Linked DNA regions of Homo sapiens: regions 1, 2, 3, 4 and 5 are each linked to region 6. Evidence: chromatin contacts called from ENCODE Hi-C or POLR2A ChIA-PET data. All regions are on one chromosome and are shown on one strand. The core of a region is the stretch at or near the end of the contact, and the rest is flanking DNA. Distances in the headings are between cores, read along the strand shown.

Region 1 (3,047 bases), core at 509-3,008, 1.1 Mb after region 6:
CCTGTTTCTTTTTTTTTTGAGACAGAGTCTCGCTTTGTCGAGCAGGCTGTAGTGCAGTGGCGCAATCTTGGCTCACTGCAACCTCCGCCCTCCAGGTTCAAGCGATGCTCCTGCTTCAGCCTCCTGAGTAGCTGGGATTACCGGCGCTCGCCACCACGCCAGGCTATTCTTTTTGTATTTTTAGTAGAGACAGGGTTTCACCACGTTGGCCAGGCTGGTCTCGAACTCCTGACCTCAGGTGATCCACCCGCCTCGGCCTCCCAAAGTGTTGGGATTACAGGCGTGAGCCACCACGCCCGGCCCCAAGCCCTGTTTCTAACAGAAGAAAAAAAAAAAAATTGACATGGGCGACTATACAAGGGCAGCCACTTAGTATTCCAGGAGCCCCTCTTCACACGCTTCAGGGCAGGGCGGTCTCAGCGACCTTGTCACTCCCCTGCTTAAAGTCCTCCAATGGCTCGCCTTTAAATTTAGGGTGAAATCCAAGCTTTTTTTTTTTTTTTTTTTTTTTTGACAGGGTCTTGCTCTGTCGCCCAGCTGGAGTGCAGTGGCGCGATCTCGACTCGCTGCAACCTCCGCCTCCCGAGTTCAAGCGATCCTCCCGCCTCAGCCTCCTGAGTAGCTGGGACCACGGGCGCTCGCCACCACGCCCGGCTAATTTTTAAATTTTTTTGTAGAGATGGGGTCCCACTATATTGTCCAGGCTGGTCTCAAACTCCTGGGCTTAAGTGATCCTCCTGGCCTCCCAAAGTCCTGAGATTACAGGTGTGAGCCACCGCGCCGGCCCCCAAATATGTTATTTATAAACTGTCCCTGGCCCGTCCCTCAGATCGCAGGCCCAACCACGCCCCCAGAAAAATCTCTCACCAGCCCTGCTGGCCTTCGGGCAGTTTCTACAATGCACCAACTCGTTCCTCTCCCATGTTCCCAAGGAGCTTTCTCTGCCCCACGATCTGAGACTAGAACTGCCTCTTTCTCATTGTTGATGTCTAGGCCCAAATGACATTTCTTCATACGTAAAACGGGCTTCAAGTCTCACTCATGGCTGTGACGATCTGAAAGCAAATGCGTGTATATGACAACGTGTGAGCGATGAGAAGCTTGTCATCTGTAAAACTCCATGCGCATGTTAATTATCATGGCCGTGATAATTATGTACATTATAGAAACATTAACCAAGCGCTGGGCTCGTTTCAGGACCTTCAGTATTGCTGGGAGGCTTGGTATCCGACAGGTGTTCCAGGAGGGCAGGAAAGGAGAGATATGTTTGGTCCCAAGTCTCGCGAGGGCTCTGGGGAGCGCTGGGTCTTCAAGGACGTTTTGGATTTGAATACTTGGTGAGAGCGTCGGGTAGGGGAACAGCAGGAGCAAAGCCCGGAAGGTGGCTATGAGGATAAGAAGGGAGGACACCTGGCAGGCTGCTAAAACCAGGCCCACCTGCCGGGCAGGTGGAGGCGAGCAACCACCTAAGCTCTCTGGGACAGCGGGAGAGGGGGCAGGGGAGTCGCCGCACCATTCTTCCTGTGGCCGCTAGGGGGTCCCCGCTCCAGGTGAGCGCCAAGCTCTAGCCCCAGGTCGCTCCCTTATGCTTCAAGCAAGCTTTGCAGCGCAGCCAATTGCCAGGGGCTGTCCCGCCTACTCCCCGTCCTCGCAGCCACTTGCCTGCGCGAAATGCCTGCCAACTTCTGACTGGCAGGCAGTCTGGCAAATCAAATCGCGACCTTTGAAAGCAAAACACTGCAGCATCTTGGCAGCTCTGAATTGGGAAGGGATGAAGGAGGCTGTGCCTCCGGGTTGCACGAAGAGTCCGAGTCATTTCTCAGAAGGTTTTGATAGGTGGGCCTTAGAGGAGACGCCGCCGGTGAGTAGTGATTAACACCGGGAGGAAGGGGAATTGAATTTAACCTTCGTTTTTTTCTGGAAAAAGCGAAGTCACCTAACGTCCCCTAGTGTACATACCCTTCCTTCTTACTGTCACCAGCCTCGCCAACCTGGGTCCCGTTGCCTTGGAATGTTCTTTCCAGTTTTGCATCGAGGCCAAGAGGAGCGGGGGCATGGGCTACCTTACTAAAGGTGATGCCAGGCTCTACCAAACCAGGAAGTGACATGGAGTTAACTTTGCCAGAATTTCTCCTCTTCGTGCCGAGCGGCTCGGGCTTCCTGGCGGCAGCAGATGGTGGAGTTAGCAGGTGGGATGAGGGGAGGCGTTCTTGGTCTAAGCCCGCTTCTGGAACAGAGGTGCTGTCTCCTCGAGTTGTAAGTTTCCAGCTCAGTGGGACGGGACGGAAGAATGTAACCTTCTCGTGAGCCAAAGCCGAGGAACGGGAAGCTTGGCAGGGAACTGGCGCTCACCTCCAGAAGCCAGATCGTCGGGTGGTGGGAAAGAGCGTGTTTTATTGATTTGTTCAGAAAGAGGCAAATTCGAATACAGACGCTATGAGCCACGGCTGTCTCATTTGTAAAACGTGCTCTGTGGGATTGGTGAAATCCGTCATCGAGATAAACGGGGTGGGAATGGAAGCAGAGCACCTAGTGAATTCTCATTCCTTCCTTGGGTCAGTGACCACGTGCTCTAATTGTGGGGTGGTTGACAACGCAGAGGTGACTGCTTGCCTCTCGGGCATATGTAGGTCCTGAAGAAATGCTTCGAAATCAGGAAAAGAGAGTCACCAGGTGAAAAGTATGTGTCTTATAAGGGAGTACAGCTTGCAAAGGGTTCCTCCAGGCTTTCAGTCCGGACTCCCACCCAGCTGAGGGAGAGCCTTCAATCTTTGCAGGCGATGCTTCAGAGGCCTGCGAGTTCCTGAGGCAGAGAGGGAAGCTGCTTTTTAAAAGAAAAATTAAACCACAGCAATGCCAACCACCACAAACAAAAGCAAAACCAGAAAAGCACTTGGGCAAACTACTCTGAAGGATGTTAGGAGGCCTGGGTTCCCACCACTCCCTTGATTGACATGTCGCTAAGGTCTGTTGGCTTTCTCTGACCTCCTGTGGGTGGGGCTGAGTATATCTGCTTGTTGAAGCTCTGGAGTTGTGGTTGATTAGGC
Region 2 (2,700 bases), core at 62-2,561, 1.3 Mb after region 6:
ACGCCGGCTTTCCCTCCGAGAAAGGGAAGCGAGAAGGGCGAGAAGCGCTTGCGAAAAAGCTGGCAGAGTGGGGCCGGGCGCGGTGGCTCAGGCCTGAAGTCCCTGCACTTTGGGAGGCCAGGAGTTCGAGACCAGCAACAGAGCGAGACCCCCATCTCTGCTTTATTAGATAAAAATAACTTTTTTTTTTGAGACAGTCTCGCTCTGTCACCCAGGCTGGAGTGCAGTGGCGTGATCTCGGCTCACTGCAAGCTCCACCTCCCGGGTTAATGCCATTCTCCTGCCTCAGCCTCCCGAGTAGCTGGGACTACAGACGCCCGCCACCACGCCCAGCTAATTTTTTGTATTTTTAGTAGAGACGGGGTTTCACCGTGTTAGCCAGGATGGTCTCGATCTCCTGACCTCGTGATCCGCCCGCCTCGGCCTCCCAAAGTGCTGGGATTACAGGCGTGAGCCACCGCGCCCGGCCAATAATTTTCAAAATAAGAAAATCTAGCAGTGCGCATCCAACCCAAGGCCCTCGCAGCCAGAGCAGAGGCACCAGGGCGGCCAGGCGAGGCGCTGCGAGGAAGCTGGTGCTTCTCGGAGTCCGAGACCCGGGCTGGGGAGAGCCCGAGGCAGAGCCCGAGGACCACGGCTCTCTGGCGGGCGTCCTGCCCAGCGGCGTGATTACCGGGCCGCCGAAACCGAAACCCATCTACTGGACACTTCCAGCTTCCTCCAAAGGCTGAGCAAGCTGAGCTACAAGGCAGATTTCATGTCTGCTGCCAGGCTCGACCGCTTTACAGACAATCCTCTCTCGTCTGGTAAACGCGTAAAACCTACACAATCACAACTTTCACAACGAGAGGGAAGCCGCAGGCCTCTCGTCGGCGCACGGGCCGCCTCGCCCGCGTCACTCTGAGGTAACAGCCTTTCTCTTCAATCGCTTCATGGAACTCCAGGACGCCAAGCCTCTTCCACTACGGGTCGAAGGATGGGTCACGTCACATTGCGCGAACAAGGATGGTCACGCGCCACAAAAGGACTTGCAGGGCGGGGCGACTCGACGGCCTTCCCTTTTGCTCCCATTGGCTGCGGTCGTCAGGTTCGCCTCCTCCACTACCTACCGGGGAGTTTAGGGCCTGACAGAAGCCCGCCCCCGCTGGCGCTCGTGCGCACGCGTGGCGGGCTCTCGGCGCACTGAGCAGGCGCGGCCTCGTGTCGGCCGGAGGGGGCGGGCGCAACGACGCGCGCTGCGTCCCGGCGCTCGGCTTTCCCTCCGCCGGTCCCGCCCTCCGTCGCGGCGGCGCGGTGTACCCTGGGATAGGGAGCGATCTCCGAGCGAGGCGGCAAGATGGACGCGGGATTTTTCCGCGTAAGTAGAAGCGCCGGGCGCCGGGGTGAGGCCAGGGACTTCTCGGTAAGGCCTGGTAGGAGACCTTAGCTTGGCACAGGGTGGCCAGCGAGGGGAGCTTCGGAGATCTTAAGGATTCCTCCTAGAGCCGGCGCACCCCCCCCCCCCCCGTGCGCTGCGGCGGAGACCGGTGCGCCCCTGCGCAGTCTCCTCCTCCGGAATGGTCCCCCCTACGCGGCGGCGACGGTGGCCGGAAAATGGCGGCGGGAATGGGCCGGGATGGTACCTCGCTGCCCGCCTGCCTGGCGGGGCCTGCAGGCCGAGCGCCGTGCGTGCCGCCGGGTCCTGGGGCCTAGCGGAGCCGGAGGAGGAAGTCCCGAGTGGGAGGCCAAAGGAAAGCCCTAAGGTCACTGGTGGCGGCAGGGCAGGGAGAATATGGTTTGGGGGTACATCTTGGGAGAGCACCTTAGGGGAGGGAGAACAGGAAGAAGCATTCAGCGGCTTTTTTTGAAAAAGCGCCCTCCCCGCCCCCCAACGTCCTCCCTCCAGGTCCTAAGCCTTCGTGGAGGCGCCAGGTCAGGGTTCGCGGGAGCTCCCGCCCAATTTGATATCCCTTCAGGGAGGGGGACGTAGATAACTTGTTGGGACAATGTGAATTTAAGGTTCTGTGAGGGTAGAGGGTGCAACGAAAACTATGCGCGGGTATGGAGGCAGGTTGTGGAGTGATTCAATTCCTTCCCGCCCTCCACATCCCTCACCACCCGCCACCATCGTGTTTTACTCTTGGAGTCCGCTGGTGAAAGGTAACTCTTACCTAGGCTCTGCCAGCGTCGTCTGCCCATCGCCTGCAGGCAGGGAAGTTACTCCGTCGTAGTTGGTTCTCGGGGCCCACACTTTATCAGGCTCGTGCTGGAGCCTGTGTGTCCCATAGTCCCCTCCTGTAGGAAATTAGTACTAGATCAAGATCTAGAAGGGACACAGGACTAGAGTTGAGCACCATTGGTCTCTCAGGGCTTGCAAACTGTTAATGCAGAATGAAGTCGTATAGAAACTAGTTGATCTAAGCCAATATATCCGTTTTCTGAAATACACGTTAGCTCTTCTCTTTAGAGCATGTAATTTGCAGTTTGTGTGTTTTCAAAGGAAAAATTGGAAGGGAGGAGGGCCAGAACTTTAGTAAAAATATCTTTGGACACTCCGAATTGGACATTGAAATCCTTCTTTAATTGGCTTTAAATATGCCAACGAGTTTTTCGTCATGTTAGAATGTTATCCCCCAAGTATTTTACCTAAGAACAACCAGCTGTTCTTAGGCAAACAGTAAGATACTTATTTTGGAATGATAGTTTCAGATTAGCGTATCG
Region 3 (2,906 bases), core at 163-2,662, 1.6 Mb before region 6:
AACCACCAGAACTATTAGTAGTTTACATTATTTGGTTAGTCTGGAAACTAATTACGTTGAGAAACTGACTGAAGCTTGATTATTTCTATTATACACAGACTTCAAACATTCCAGAACTTACTGTTAAAGTCAGATTTACCCTCCTTGTGAGACAGACGCCCAGAGCTTGGACTTATTCGTTTGCTTTATAGAAACTCCCTAACTTATTTCACTTCTCATACTAGACTTTAAGCTCCAAAGCCAGAGACCATGACTTCCATTCCTTCCGGATCCCCCAGCGGAATGTAAAAACTCCAGAAAGCATTTCCTAAATGCCTGCCGAAAGACGGCTACTGAGCATGCCCGGCTTGGCCAAGTCAATTTCAACAACATTCTGAAACAAAAACTATAGTTCCCGCGTTACAAGGTGGAAAAAAGGGAATAAACGGGAGCAAAGCCTAAGGATTCAATCTATATGAGGGGGTTAAGGAAAGGTAAAGTTCAAGGGCGGCGCAGACGTGAAGGACAGCACTATCACAGCTTAAACTTGGTACTCGGTAAACTGGTGTCGAACCAGAACGACCAAAGAAAGGCTTAAAAAAAATACTAGATTAACGAGTGAGGGAAGGCCAACGGGGGTGCAGGGTATCGATGACGTAGGCTGACCACAGTTTTTTCTAAAGCTGCCCTCTACAAAAATAATACTAAGATGATCAGGCCTTCGGTGTCAACACCAACAAGATACACTGTGATGAAGCTCACTTCCAAAAAGTTCCTTTTTACAAACGAAAGAGCCGTGCTGTGGCCAAGATACCCCAACCATCAACGCTTGCTAAGCTCTCAGCTCCTGCCTTCATCTCCACCGCCATCTTCTGGATGGGAACCCAAACCTTCCTAAAGTGCTTTGGCCAGCATCACCTCCGCGCACAGCCCGGGAAGCCTGCGTTTCCCAGGTCGCGCAGACGGCGCAAAGGGGGAAACTCCACCTCGCTCGGCTCCGCGCCTCCCAAATGCACGCAAAGGGCTGCCGTCTTCCTTTCCCCTACCCCGCCCGGGCTTTCCAAGGTCCGGCGCGAGGAGCCCGCGAGGCGCGGTGCGCGGGCCTCACCTGCACACGCCGCGAATGCAGGGCTCCAGCCAGATGCGGTAAGCGGTCTCGATGTGCTCCTGCGACACCTCCTCGGGCCGCACCGTCTCCGCCCAGCGCCAGGCCGCCTTCTCCAGCTGCAGCCGCGGGGCCATGGCCTTGGCCCCAGGAACGCCTCCCGAGCCAGACCGCCGCAGCCGCCGCCGCGGTCTGCACCGCCGCCCCAATGGGCTTCGCCACCTGCCAGCAAGGAGGACCTGGCGCTCCTTCAGGCAGCTGGCCAGTCAATCACCTGTGCGCGCCACTGCCGCCGCGCCCGCCCGCGCCCGACCCGCACGACCGGCCGCAAAGCGCCGCCGTCGACACCCGACACACCCCGCGCCCGCGGACGTTAAAGGTGGACTCCCCGCCGCGCTGAGCGCATGCGCGTTCCCAGCAGCCTCTGCGCCTCCCGCGCCCCTAACCCGACGGGCTGAGGTAGAGGAAGCGTACGTCCGAGGCGGTCTTGCCACGTCCTCACTGGCACTTCTGGAAAAGCAGCGTCTCAGCCCCCGTTCAGGGCGGCGCACTACGTACCACTACTCTAACAAACCAGTGCCTCGAAAGCTATTTCTTGCCTCCGGTACTTCCCTTTTAACCATGAAGTTTTCACGCTAGAGGCTACTCAACGCACACACAGGCCCGCCCAGACTGTGGAGCGGGACCTGTTTAGAGTAGAAACCGAGTCGCCAAAGAAACCAGTGTTGGCTCTTTAGAGGGAGATTTAACTTGAGCCTAGACCGGTTCCGAACCCCTTTCCCGAGCCCTCCTGACGTCATGGGACCTTCCGGCCTTTTCCCGTGCTAGGGTGGGACTACGTGTCCCGGCATGCCCTGCGTCCTGCCACTGACTGTGAGGCATGCTGGGATTTGTAGTCTTCGAGGTGGGAGTGCTCAGTGCGCCGCAGACTGTGCGGGCGGGGGTCCGAGGTGCCAGGGTGGAGTTTCTCTGGTGCGCAAGGTCATGTTTGCTGTTGGCTCCCTTCTCAAGACTGTTACCTCTATGCCAGGATTTTCTAGTTCCTCTCTAGCTCCTGGTTTAAAACATTTCCTTTCTGCGACTCCTGCCCCAGGACATAAAGAGTAGCTTTATGAGAATTGTTTTGCAAACTGTAAAGAACTCTACTAAAGTGAGGATATTTAAGAATTTTGAATTTGAATTAGAGCTCTGCCAGAATCTAAGCGCTAACTTCTGACTCAGCTGCTTGCCTGCTGGAAAACCTTAGGCTGAATTCTTTAGATAAACATTCACTGGGCCGAGCACCGTGGCTCAAGGATCCAATCCCAGCACTTTGGGAGGCCGAGGTGGGCGGATCACCTGAGGTCAGGAGTTCGAGGCCAGCCTGACCAAAATGGAGAAACCCCGTCTCTACTAAAAATACAAAATTAGCAAGGCGCGGTCGCGCATGCCTGTAATCCCAGCTAGTCGGGAGGCAGAGGCAGGAGAATCGCTTGAACCCGGGAGGCGGAGGTTGTGGTTAGCCGAGATAACGCCATTGCACTCCAGCCTGGGCAACAAGAGTAAAACTCCGTCTCAAAAAAAACAAAAAAATTCGCTGAAGGCAGAAGAAAGTAAGATGTGGTCCCTGCCCTTGGAAGTGGGTTAGGGAGTGAGCGGTAGAAATACAAAGATCCCCATCCCAGTCTTGGGAGGCTTCGGGGTACTTGAGAAAAGGCTTCCCAGAAGTAATTCCGAAGCCCGCTTTTAACGGGTGAGTTGGACTTATCCAGGATAGAAGAAAGACACCATTCCAGAAAAAAAGAAACCACAAGGAGCAAAGGCACAGAAGAGAAAAGCTTGG
Region 4 (3,044 bases), core at 414-2,913, 1.5 Mb before region 6:
ATGAACTGGGTTTTAACCCCCGGAGAGTGTGGCCCAAACGTGAGGCTGCACTGCCCAGTGGTTAGGACATGCTAGGCTTTGGAGTCAATCAGACCCAGGTTCAAATTAGTTTCTGCCACACATTAGCCGTGTGCCCTTGGGACACACTCACCCCTCAGCACCTCTATTTTTTTACCTGTTAAAGGGGATAATGATATGTAACTCAGGGCTGTCGGGAGGAATACATGCAGGGCCCAGATGCAGGGGTCATTATAGTTATGATGGTAATCAAGGCTGCGGCGACGCCGGCTGATTTGCTTGCTGATGCCTCTGTGCCTGTGCAGAGGTGGTGGAGCTGGCCACACACTCACCTGGCAGGACAGACCGATGTAGCCTGGCGGGCAGCGGCACTCCTCCACCTCGAGGGCGCGGGGTCTGTTTGAGGGCCCCGGCTGGGCGACCTCCAGGCTGACTGCGCTGATGCTGGCCGCCAGCGGCACGGAGGAGAACGTGGCCCGGATCAGGAGCTCATCCAGGTCGGCCAGTGCCATCAGGAGGTGCTCGCGTGTGGCCGGCTGCCCATCGGGCCGGCGCCAGAATTCCTGGGTTGGGGGTGGCAACGTGGGCGGGGGCAGTGGGCTTTGTGGGCTGCTCCTACAGTTACCACCCCCCAAATCCTGCCTTACAGGCACTGACTGAGGGCTGCCAGGTGAAGGTTGGGGAGCGAGAGACAGGGTGGGTATCAAAGCCAGGCTCTGAGTCAGGGTGGAGGGTGGGGTGGGGTTAGACACAGCATGGCCAGGTGCCCCTTACCTCTCGGAACATGATCTCGTAGCTCCTCCTCTCAGGGCCCTGCAGCGCTGGCTGGGAGGCCACTAGCATGATGTTGTTGCCCTGGAAAGACACCAGCAGGATTGGAAGGGGAGCCGAGGGGTCCCTGGGGTGCCAGGGTGTCCTCCACCAGTCCTAGATTCTCTGTAACCCCCAGCCTCCCACCTCTCTGCTCTCCCAAGCTCATGCGCCCAAAGGAGTCAGGCACATGCCCACTGCCCCCTTCTCCCAGCAGCAGGATCCTCTGCTTGGGTAGTGTCCAACCAGGCAGGGATGTGGGGGCATGGGCCTAACTCCCCCAGCCTGTGCCAGAAAACTGAGTGCTGGATGGAAAGGACAAAGGACAAATGCCGAGGGTGCCCCTGGCTTCCATCCTGCCCTTCTGCCCACCCAGCATGGTGTCCAAATGCTCACCGTGATCTGCACATCGGGGTCAGAGAGTGGGCTGCCCTGTGGGCCTGCTGTGTAGGAGAGGGTGTATCGCAACTTCCCACCGTAGGCCGCCACCTGCAAAGAGGCAAGCCCAGAGGTCACAGGCTGACCTTGGGGTGTGAGTGTTGGACCATATAGGTGAGGGATGGAGCATCTGGCGGCCTTTTTGCACCTGTGCCACACTCCCCCACCCCCCTCCCTGCCCAAACCAAGAGGCCAGGGTGCATGGTTGCCTGGGAAACAGGACATTTCTCAGTTCCTCTGTAGCCCCAGACATGGTGGTGATGATGCTGAGCAGCCTCTTTGCTCTGCAAGGTTCTCTATTCCCCATTGCCTGACGGTGCCGGCGAACAAACTCCAGGTCTGCTTTCATTTACAGGAATTTCCCATAAGGCAGACAAGTGTAATGACAATGACCACCATGGGGAGGCTGCGGAAGCTTCAAAAGTTCTCAGCCATGGGGGTGGGGCTGACGGCAGCCCCTCGGAGGCCTTGCCTCCTAGGCAGGTGGTTTTTGTTTGCCCAGTATCCAGTTCCTGCTTTCTAGAAACTAAACCGTGGTTTTCTATAAAGAACAACTGTCTCCGCACATGCAGACCATGTGGTCTGAGGGCCCTGATCCCCTCCTCCTCTATAGTGGAGACATGAGCCAGGCCTGGCCAATCTGCATAACCTACCACTGCCCTTTGCCACCCCATCAGGGATAGACAAGTAACCCGTGCACTTATGCTCTTTCTACCAGGCCAGAGAAAGTCCCTTCTGCAGTCAGATGAGAAGCTGGAGAACCAAGATAAAGCCCTAATGAGCCCCTGGATAAGGCCATGCCTGACACCATACATGCTTAGACTCTGCAGTTGCATGAGCCGATAGATTCTTTGTTGCAGACAAGCCCACTGGACTTGGGCACTGTGTTGCTCATGACTGGGGAGTCCTTACTTCTGCTGCAGAGGACCTTCACGTGGACAGCTGAGGCTCCCCAGCTCTGTCCCACAGGACTTTGCTTTCTCTCCTCTGCCACCAGGGCAGACATTCATCTCAATACCAAACTGCATCAAGCCTACCTCTTTGTTCATTTGTGTGTTCACTCAGCTAACCAGCATTTATCAAACACCTGCTGATTACACACACGGCCCTGGGCTACATGGCTACAGGGATATTCTCCATGAGCTCAAGGCATGGTAAGGAATTTTGGAGTGGAACCAAATAACCATAAAATAACTGGTTTCCTGCTTGCTTTGAATGCCAGAAAGTTCACAGCCATTTCTGGGACTGACTTTCTGGCAAGTTGCAGGTGTGTACAGCACAGTGATTTTTAAAAATTTTTTATTTTTTTTTTCACCTTTTTTTTTTAAATAGAGATGGGGTCGCCCTATGTTGCTCAGGCACTTTTTTTTTTTTTTAAATAGAGATGGGGTCTCCCTATGTTGCTCAGGCTGGTCTCAAACTCCTGGACTCAAGCGATTGTCCTGCCTCAGCCTCCCAAAATGCTGGGATTACAGGAATGAGCCACCATGCCCGGCCGATTTATTTTTTTAGAGACAGCATTTCGCTATGTTGCTTAAGCTGGTCTCAACTCCTGGCCTGAAGCGATTTTTCAGCCTCAGTCTCCCAAAGTGCTGGGATTATAGGTGTGAGCCATTGTACCCAGATCCAGCATAGTGATTAAAACGGCAGACTCCACAGTCTGAATGACCTGGGTTCAAACTCTAGCTCTACTGGCTATACAGCCTTGGACAAGTCGCTTCACCTCTCTGAGCCCTACTTTCCTCACATGGAAATGGAAGTAAAAGTAATACCCACTT
Region 5 (2,893 bases), core at 57-2,556, 1.2 Mb after region 6:
ATTTCTTAGTTTACATCTAACAGGGATTAGATGTGCTGTACACATTTTAGTCCATCTTCCTGCCCCATGATGCAGGCGCTGAGTGCCTTTGATGTTAAGCTTCACTGTGCCTCACTTTGCCTCTGAAAGGTCTTGAGTGGGTAATGAGAGCTGATTTTCTTCTAACTGCACATTCCTTTTTTTTTTTTTTTTTGAGACGGAGTCTTGCTATGCTGTCCAGGCTGGTCTCAGACTCCTGGCCTCAACCGATCCTCCCACCTCTGCCTCCTGAGTTAGCTGGGACTACGGGTGCGCACCACTGCGTGACTGCGCGTCCTTGTAGGTGGGAGATGAGCCCAGTTATTTTCCCTGCTGTGTGACCCTGCTTCCTTCTCTGCCGGCTAAGGGAAGAGACACCAGCTGCCTTCCAAGTTGGGCTCAGGAGCTTTGTCATCATAGTTGTTATTGGTGGTAATAATACCTGCCAATGTAAGCCTCGGTCCTATCACTGAAACTCGCTCAACAGCTTAGACCCCGGCTCTTCCCTTTGCGTAATAGTTGTAATCATGTCCCATGGTCTCCTAAGGCGTCGGAGACAAGCAAGACTGCGTGGAAGGGTTTTTACACGAAAAAGAAAGCATTAAACATGTGGATTGTATGACAACGGTAGATAGGGCATAGGGTGAAGAGGAGTAAGAGGAGGAGGGAGAGCGGGAGGAGGGAGAAGAGCACGAGTGGGGAGGAGAGGAGGGGAGGGGATGGGAGGGGAGGGGAAGGAGTGGGTAAGGGGAAGAGGGTTGTACCCGCCAGGGCGGGACCCAGCCTGTGCCGTCCCACACCTTGTGCTAGCTCCAGCTCAGCTACCTGCGGCCGCCTCTCCTCGGGCAATGAGGCGCCGGGAAGCCCACAGCATCTGATAATATCCGGGCCGCCGGTTGCCGGGAGGTGAACCGAGGTAAACTCGCCGCGCGCGGGGCGCAGTGTACATAGTAACCAGCCCTGAGTAAACGTTCGTCATATTCCTATGAGCTGCTCCGGGGACTGTCCTACGGGGCTAGCAGGAAAAGGAGATCGGCTCTCTCCGCTCCCGGTGGAAAACGAGAAGGTCGCCAGAGGTCCTGTTTTCGGGGTGATCTAAAGCCCCCGCCCCAGCGCTACAGCCCAAGCCCCCCACAGGCTGGGGACCAGGAACCCGGAGGAGCGGGAGGAGGGCGCGCGCGGCGAGACACCCCCACCCCGGCCCCCGCGCGCCCCCGCCCCGGTCCCCGCCCGGGTCCCCGCCTTGTCCTGGGCTCTGGCGCCTGCGCCGCCGTGCGCGCGCCCTGCCAGAACAGGAGGGGACGAGGCGGGCGCGCGGCGCCGGCAGCCTAGCTCAGCCGGGACACCGCCCTAGTCCCAGCCCAGGGGGCCGCTCTCGCCGGCGTCGAGGGCGTGGCGGCGAGGCTGCTGCTGCAGGCGGCTCCCGGCTCTGCCTTCGGCCCCGCCCGCCGCCCACCAGGCTCCCAGAGGCCCCGCAGCTCGCGCCGTCCGGCTCCCCGCAGCCCCGTCGGGCAGCCCGGGCCCGTCCGCTGCCCTCCCGGCTCCCGTCCTGCGGCGGCGGGGCGTGCAGGTGAGGCCCCACGGCGCCCGGCCTCTCCAGCAGGTTTGCACCCAGCGCGGGGCGGGGCGGGGCGGGGCGGGTGGGGGGGGTGGTGCATGAAAAGTTAAAAAAAAAAAAAAAAAAAAAAAAGCCGCCCCGAGAAGTCCGGGAGGGGTGGGCACTCCGAGCCGCGGGACCGGGAGATGCTACCGCGCGCGACCTCGCCTCCCGCGACCTCGCCTCCCGCCGCACCCTTCTCGCGCGCGGGGTCTAGTCTGGCAGCCTCGAGGGTGGTGTCCCGGAAAACAAAACAAAAATGTTTTGTCTTCTCCACCAACGATTTTCTCCCACCAAGTGTGTTTGACCTTTTGAAAAGCCGACAGGCCCAGCCTGCCTGTGAAGGCAGGAGCGGTGTAGGGGCGCCTGGAAGGTGGAAGCCCCCTGTCTTTCTCCCTTGCCCCGCTTCCCCCACGGTGCGTGGATCACCATCGCATTAGTGACTCCCTAACTTCTTGAAACTTGTCTGTCTGCTTCTGTCCGCCGCCTGGACAGGTAGGGCAGGAGTGATCTGTTCCAGGTTGATTCTTCTAGCTTCCGTGCAAAATCTGATCATCTCCTTTAGAGATTAGGATTCTAGTGTAGGAAGCAATCCAGATCCGTGTTTCAGATACAAACAAGGATTATTTAAAGTGATGTTTTCCTGTAGTGCTGAAAGCCAAAAATATTCGCTTCCACTTGTTGGAAGCCACCAAGTACACCACATTTATTTGAACTTTTCATAGAAGTCTCTGATGTACTATTTGGCAAAAGAAGCAATTGATTTATCTGTAGCTGTGATTACATACGATGTAAAGTAATTTGTTTTAAGACTATTTCATTGGCTTTGGTTCAATATCTTAAACTCTGTAAACACATAATTCAGGAGCCAGATATGCATCACACAAATGTGTTCTTTTTGGTGGGGATTTAAATTGATCTAGAAATGGGCTTTCCATCCAGGAAGACTGTGAAAAGCTTGAAAACTGAGTCTCTTCTTTAGCCAGGTCATCAGCTTTACATTTTACTGCATTGGCAAGCCTTGCCTTTTCTTTTCTCTTCTCTTCTCTTTTCTTCTTTTTGAGACAAGGCCTCGCTCTGTCATCCAGCTGAAGTGCAGTGGTGCAAACACAGCTCACTGCAGCCTCAACTTCCCAGGATCAAGCGATCCTCCCACCTCTCAGCGTCCTGAGTAGCTGGGACTACAGATGCCGGCTAATTTTTTGTAGAGATTGGGTGTCACTATGTTGCCCAGGCTGTTCTTGAACTCCTGGGCTCAAGCCATCCGCCCACCTCTGC
Region 6 (2,843 bases), core at 203-2,702:
AGCAAAAAGACAAGTTGTGTATTAAGTACAAGACAGAAATATTTATGCCTACCATTTCATTGCAAAGGCTCTACAAGTTGATACTGAAATTGGTTAAAATTTTCAAAAAAAGTTTGTAAATTTTAACAAAAAAACCGTAAAATAATTAGATTCCAGAAAATAAAACCTTCGGATCAAGGAAAGCCCTCTCTCTTCAAGCCAAATACAAAATGCTCATTTTGAAAAGACTTTTTATGTCATATGAGACCATTTGAAACTCATTCAAATGTGGCATTCAACACAATGCCACACAGCCAAACCATATTTCTGGATGCAGCAAATATACTAACGTGACTGGAGTCATTTGATCTAAACATTTTTGCAAAAAAAAAGGAGACATTTAAAGATTTAAAAGGGCTGCTGGGAGATTCGGGATGTCAGCACTAACTCCTCCCTGACTTTTTCTGAACCTCTCTGTGCAAATTCTTCATATTAAGAGACGGGCTTTAAAAGAACCAACGAAATGAGACTAACGGTTATCTCATGGCTTAGGAGTGTCGAGCTCTCATCCTACGACTGACTCATGAGACATCAATTCAGCCACTTGAGGACTGCAAAAATCTCAAACAGGTAGTGTGAAAGGACTGAACCTTCCAAGAAGCCCTGGGCTTTTTTAAAAATTTGGCAATACGGCCACTACCGTGTAAGAAAAAGGATCGCCTTTCCAATTTGGTGCGCCTCTGACAGTCTCAGAATTATCCATTTCAGGCGCCGCTTGGAGCCTAAGTTCTACGGCCTCTAGTAGTCATTTTTTCCTTCAAATCTCAGCCCGCGGCATGCAGAATGTGGGAGGGGAGGGAGGCTTCCCACACAAATCGGCCTTTCGGTTTCTGCTCACACAAAACTTTTCTCCCGGCTCAGATAACCCTGGGATCTGCACCCCGCCTTCCGCCCCCCACCCCCATCCCCTCAGGCCCGTCCGGATCATCAGCACATCCCTCTCGGGCTAGGCCGGCCGCGGCGGGAGCGAAGCGGCTCCGGCGGGGAGAAGCGGCAGGGCCGCGGGCGCCTCAGGCCCTTCGCGGGATCCGGCCGCATGGAGCAGCGAGCGGAGGCGGGAAAAGCACGGCCGGCCCCAGCAGGCCGCGCGGAGAGCGCCCAGCGGGCCGGACCGCGGGCTAAAGGGGCGGGGGGAGGAAGAGCGAGGGCGAGAAGCGTTTCGGCCGGGCTAGGCCCACAGCCGCGCGGGCGGACTAGACCGAAGCCGCCCCCAGCCCGTCCCCACCCCCACCCCGGGGCCTCGGAGCGCAAACGAAACGGGACCAGGCACGGAGCCCGGGCTGAGTCGGGTCGCATCGGGGCTCCCGGCCCCTCCCCCCACGGGCCGGCGCGAGACTCACCAGGGCAGAGCGGGGGCCGGCAGCCGGGCCCGTGAGAATCAGCGCGAGGCGCTTTGAAAACGACTAGAAATGGCGCGCGCGCCACCCCCTCCCCCCCCTGATGGACTGAGACGCGATCCCGGCAGCACGCGGGGTTTCCCGGAACTGCTTCCAGGGACTCCGAGCTACGGGGCAATCGCTTGGCGAGGCGGCCTGACAGGCAGCTCAGACGACCAGTAGTATCCAGGCAAAACGGACCACGCCGGACGACTCGAGAGCCAATCGATGAAGCTGCCGGCTGAACCAATGAGGGTGCTCAGCGCCCCTGGCTGGGGCGCCTCCGGGGCGGGGGCAGGCACACAAAGGGGTCTGTGGTGGAAGCCCTTGGTGGCTGCAAGGCTTGGGGGCGCTGGGTCCTGGGTGGACGAAGCTCCTCCCTCTTCGTCTGCCGCCGATGCGAGGCCGAAAATCTAGGCCTCGCGCCGCGTGGCCGCCTCCGGAGCCCCGCCCCCTATGGTCAGCACTGGCCCAGCTCCGCCATGGCGCTTGCGTCCCGCCACCGGCCGCCCTTAGCCCCCGAGTCCTCCCTCGCACCCCCGCGGCCGGCGTTCCCCCCAGACACGCCCATAGCCACGCGTTCGGGCCTCTTTCGGTCATCTTTTCGCCTCTAGTGAGCACACGATTTAAGGATGATTTGGCTCGTCATTTTGCTGAGGATTTTGTCTAGATAATCATTCCTTGGAACGATCGGAGAAATGCCTCTTTCCCTCCCTGGCTGCCGTCCACACATCGTTGGTGGCAGACTGTGAGGGAAATCGTTAAAATGACTCAAAAGCAATGTGTAACACAAGTGATAGAGCAGGGAGCTTTTCCCCACAGGGTTTGGAGCTACTTGATATTCATAAAATAAAGCAGCTATATACATCTCTGAAGCCAAAAGAGCCATGCAGGGGAAAGGGGTAATTCCCAAAGGACACTATAATTCGTGTTAGTCCTAAACCTATTTCTCACCTGCCATTCCTACTGATTTGTTCCCTGTCCTTAGTCCAAACCTGTCTCGTCTCATAGAAACCTTCCGAACTCACTTCTGTGGTGCAAGCGCTTTTTTCCCAACCCCAAACTCCAATGCCCCACCCTTAGGAAGTGGAGGAAGTCAAGCAGTGGTCTGCAGATTTCCAGATGCACTCAAGGATGATTAAATTTCTCAGAACCTACAAACCTATATTTAATTATTGAAAACGGGCGGGGCGTGGTAGCTCATGCCTGTAATCCCAGCACTTTGGGAGGCCGAGGCGGGTGTATCGGTCAGAAGTTCGAGACCAGCCTGATCAACATGGTGAAACCCTGCCTCTACTAAAAATACAAAAATTAGCCCGGTGTGGTGGCACGTGCCTGTAAACCCACCTACTCCGGAGGCTGAGGCAGAAAAATCGCTTGAACCCGGGAGGCGGAGGTTGCAGTGAGCCAATATCGCACCACTGCACT

Evidence for each region. A loop is a pair of places that touch in the nucleus more often than their neighbours do. ChIA-PET counts read pairs that join two places held with the same protein, here RNA polymerase II (POLR2A). Pooled maps may share reads with other maps.
Region 1: a pooled map shows a loop between it and region 6 (5-fold over the local background). The contact joins the promoter of NIPAL3 here to the promoter of HNRNPR in region 6. A Hi-C loop is called at or near these places in 3 of 50 pooled maps. POLR2A ChIA-PET finds 5 or more read pairs at or near these places in 2 of 52 experiments (AG04450 and Caco-2).
Region 2: a loop to region 6 is called in a map of naive thymus-derived CD4-positive, alpha-beta T cell, with 7 times the contacts of the local background. The contact joins the promoter of SRRM1 here to the promoter of HNRNPR in region 6. A Hi-C loop is called at or near these places in 1 of 168 maps with a recorded cell type or tissue (naive thymus-derived CD4-positive, alpha-beta T cell), 1 of 37 single-sample maps with no recorded cell type and 10 of 50 pooled maps. POLR2A ChIA-PET finds 5 or more read pairs at or near these places in 2 of 52 experiments (GM10248 and OCI-LY7).
Region 3: a map of naive thymus-derived CD4-positive, alpha-beta T cell shows a loop between it and region 6 (8-fold over the local background). The contact joins the promoter of USP48 here to the promoter of HNRNPR in region 6. A Hi-C loop is called at or near these places in 1 of 168 maps with a recorded cell type or tissue (naive thymus-derived CD4-positive, alpha-beta T cell) and 8 of 50 pooled maps. POLR2A ChIA-PET finds 5 or more read pairs at or near these places in 2 of 52 experiments (AG04450 and Panc1).
Region 4: POLR2A ChIA-PET joins it to region 6 with 10 read pairs in T-cell. The contact joins the enhancer-like site here to the promoter of HNRNPR in region 6. POLR2A ChIA-PET finds 5 or more read pairs at or near these places in 2 of 52 experiments (PC-3 and T-cell).
Region 5: a pooled map shows a loop between it and region 6 (2.3-fold over the local background). The contact joins the promoter of RCAN3 here to the promoter of HNRNPR in region 6. A Hi-C loop is called at or near these places in 3 of 50 pooled maps. POLR2A ChIA-PET finds 5 or more read pairs at or near these places in 5 of 52 experiments (CD4-positive, alpha-beta T cell, WTC11, activated CD4-positive, alpha-beta T cell and 1 more).

Annotation. Positions count from the first base shown.
Region 1 is chr1:24,414,044-24,417,090 of GRCh38, forward strand. It overlaps NIPAL3 (NIPA like domain containing 3), which reads left to right and starts at 1,759. Exons shown (of 12, transcript NM_020448.5): 1 at 1,759-1,861. It also overlaps a transcript of STPG1 not described here.
Region 2 is chr1:24,641,991-24,644,690 of GRCh38, forward strand. It overlaps SRRM1 (serine and arginine repetitive matrix 1), which reads left to right and starts at 1,312. Exons shown (of 17, transcript NM_005839.4): 1 at 1,312-1,357. The coding sequence starts at 1,337. RefSeq lists an enhancer at 884-983 and silencers at 1,054-1,373, 1,634-1,693.
Region 3 is chr1:21,781,737-21,784,642 of GRCh38, forward strand. USP48 (ubiquitin specific peptidase 48) reads right to left here and starts at 1,413. Exons shown (of 27, transcript NM_032236.8): 1 at 1,088-1,413. The coding sequence starts at 1,221. RefSeq lists enhancers at 97-146, 459-1,230, 707-806, 1,231-2,001, 1,747-1,796 and a silencer at 1,177-1,536.
Region 4 is chr1:21,864,493-21,867,536 of GRCh38, forward strand. HSPG2 (heparan sulfate proteoglycan 2) reads right to left here. Exons shown (of 97, transcript NM_005529.7): 34 at 1,225-1,317; 35 at 793-873; 36 at 351-581. Among named protein-coding and RNA genes, the nearest start is that of LDLRAD2, 54 kb to the left of the region's middle. RefSeq lists enhancers at 68-873, 874-1,679, 1,576-1,635, 1,666-1,735. Within about 2 kb of position 1,664, at least 3 of the 41 ENCODE cell types and tissues checked have a DNase peak (open chromatin) inside an H3K27ac peak, as active enhancers do.
Region 5 is chr1:24,501,530-24,504,422 of GRCh38, forward strand. It overlaps RCAN3 (RCAN family member 3), which reads left to right and starts at 1,307. Exons shown (of 5, transcript NM_013441.4): 1 at 1,307-1,621. It overlaps RCAN3AS (RCAN3 antisense RNA), which reads right to left and starts at 853. Exons shown (of 2, transcript NR_144360.1): 1 at 819-853. RefSeq lists an enhancer at 1-92 and silencers at 696-868, 1,150-1,649.
Region 6 is chr1:23,342,832-23,345,674 of GRCh38, forward strand. HNRNPR (heterogeneous nuclear ribonucleoprotein R) reads right to left here and starts at 1,453. Exons shown (of 11, transcript NM_005826.5): 1 at 1,380-1,453. RefSeq lists silencers at 926-995, 1,006-1,365, 1,876-1,995 and an enhancer at 1,386-1,970.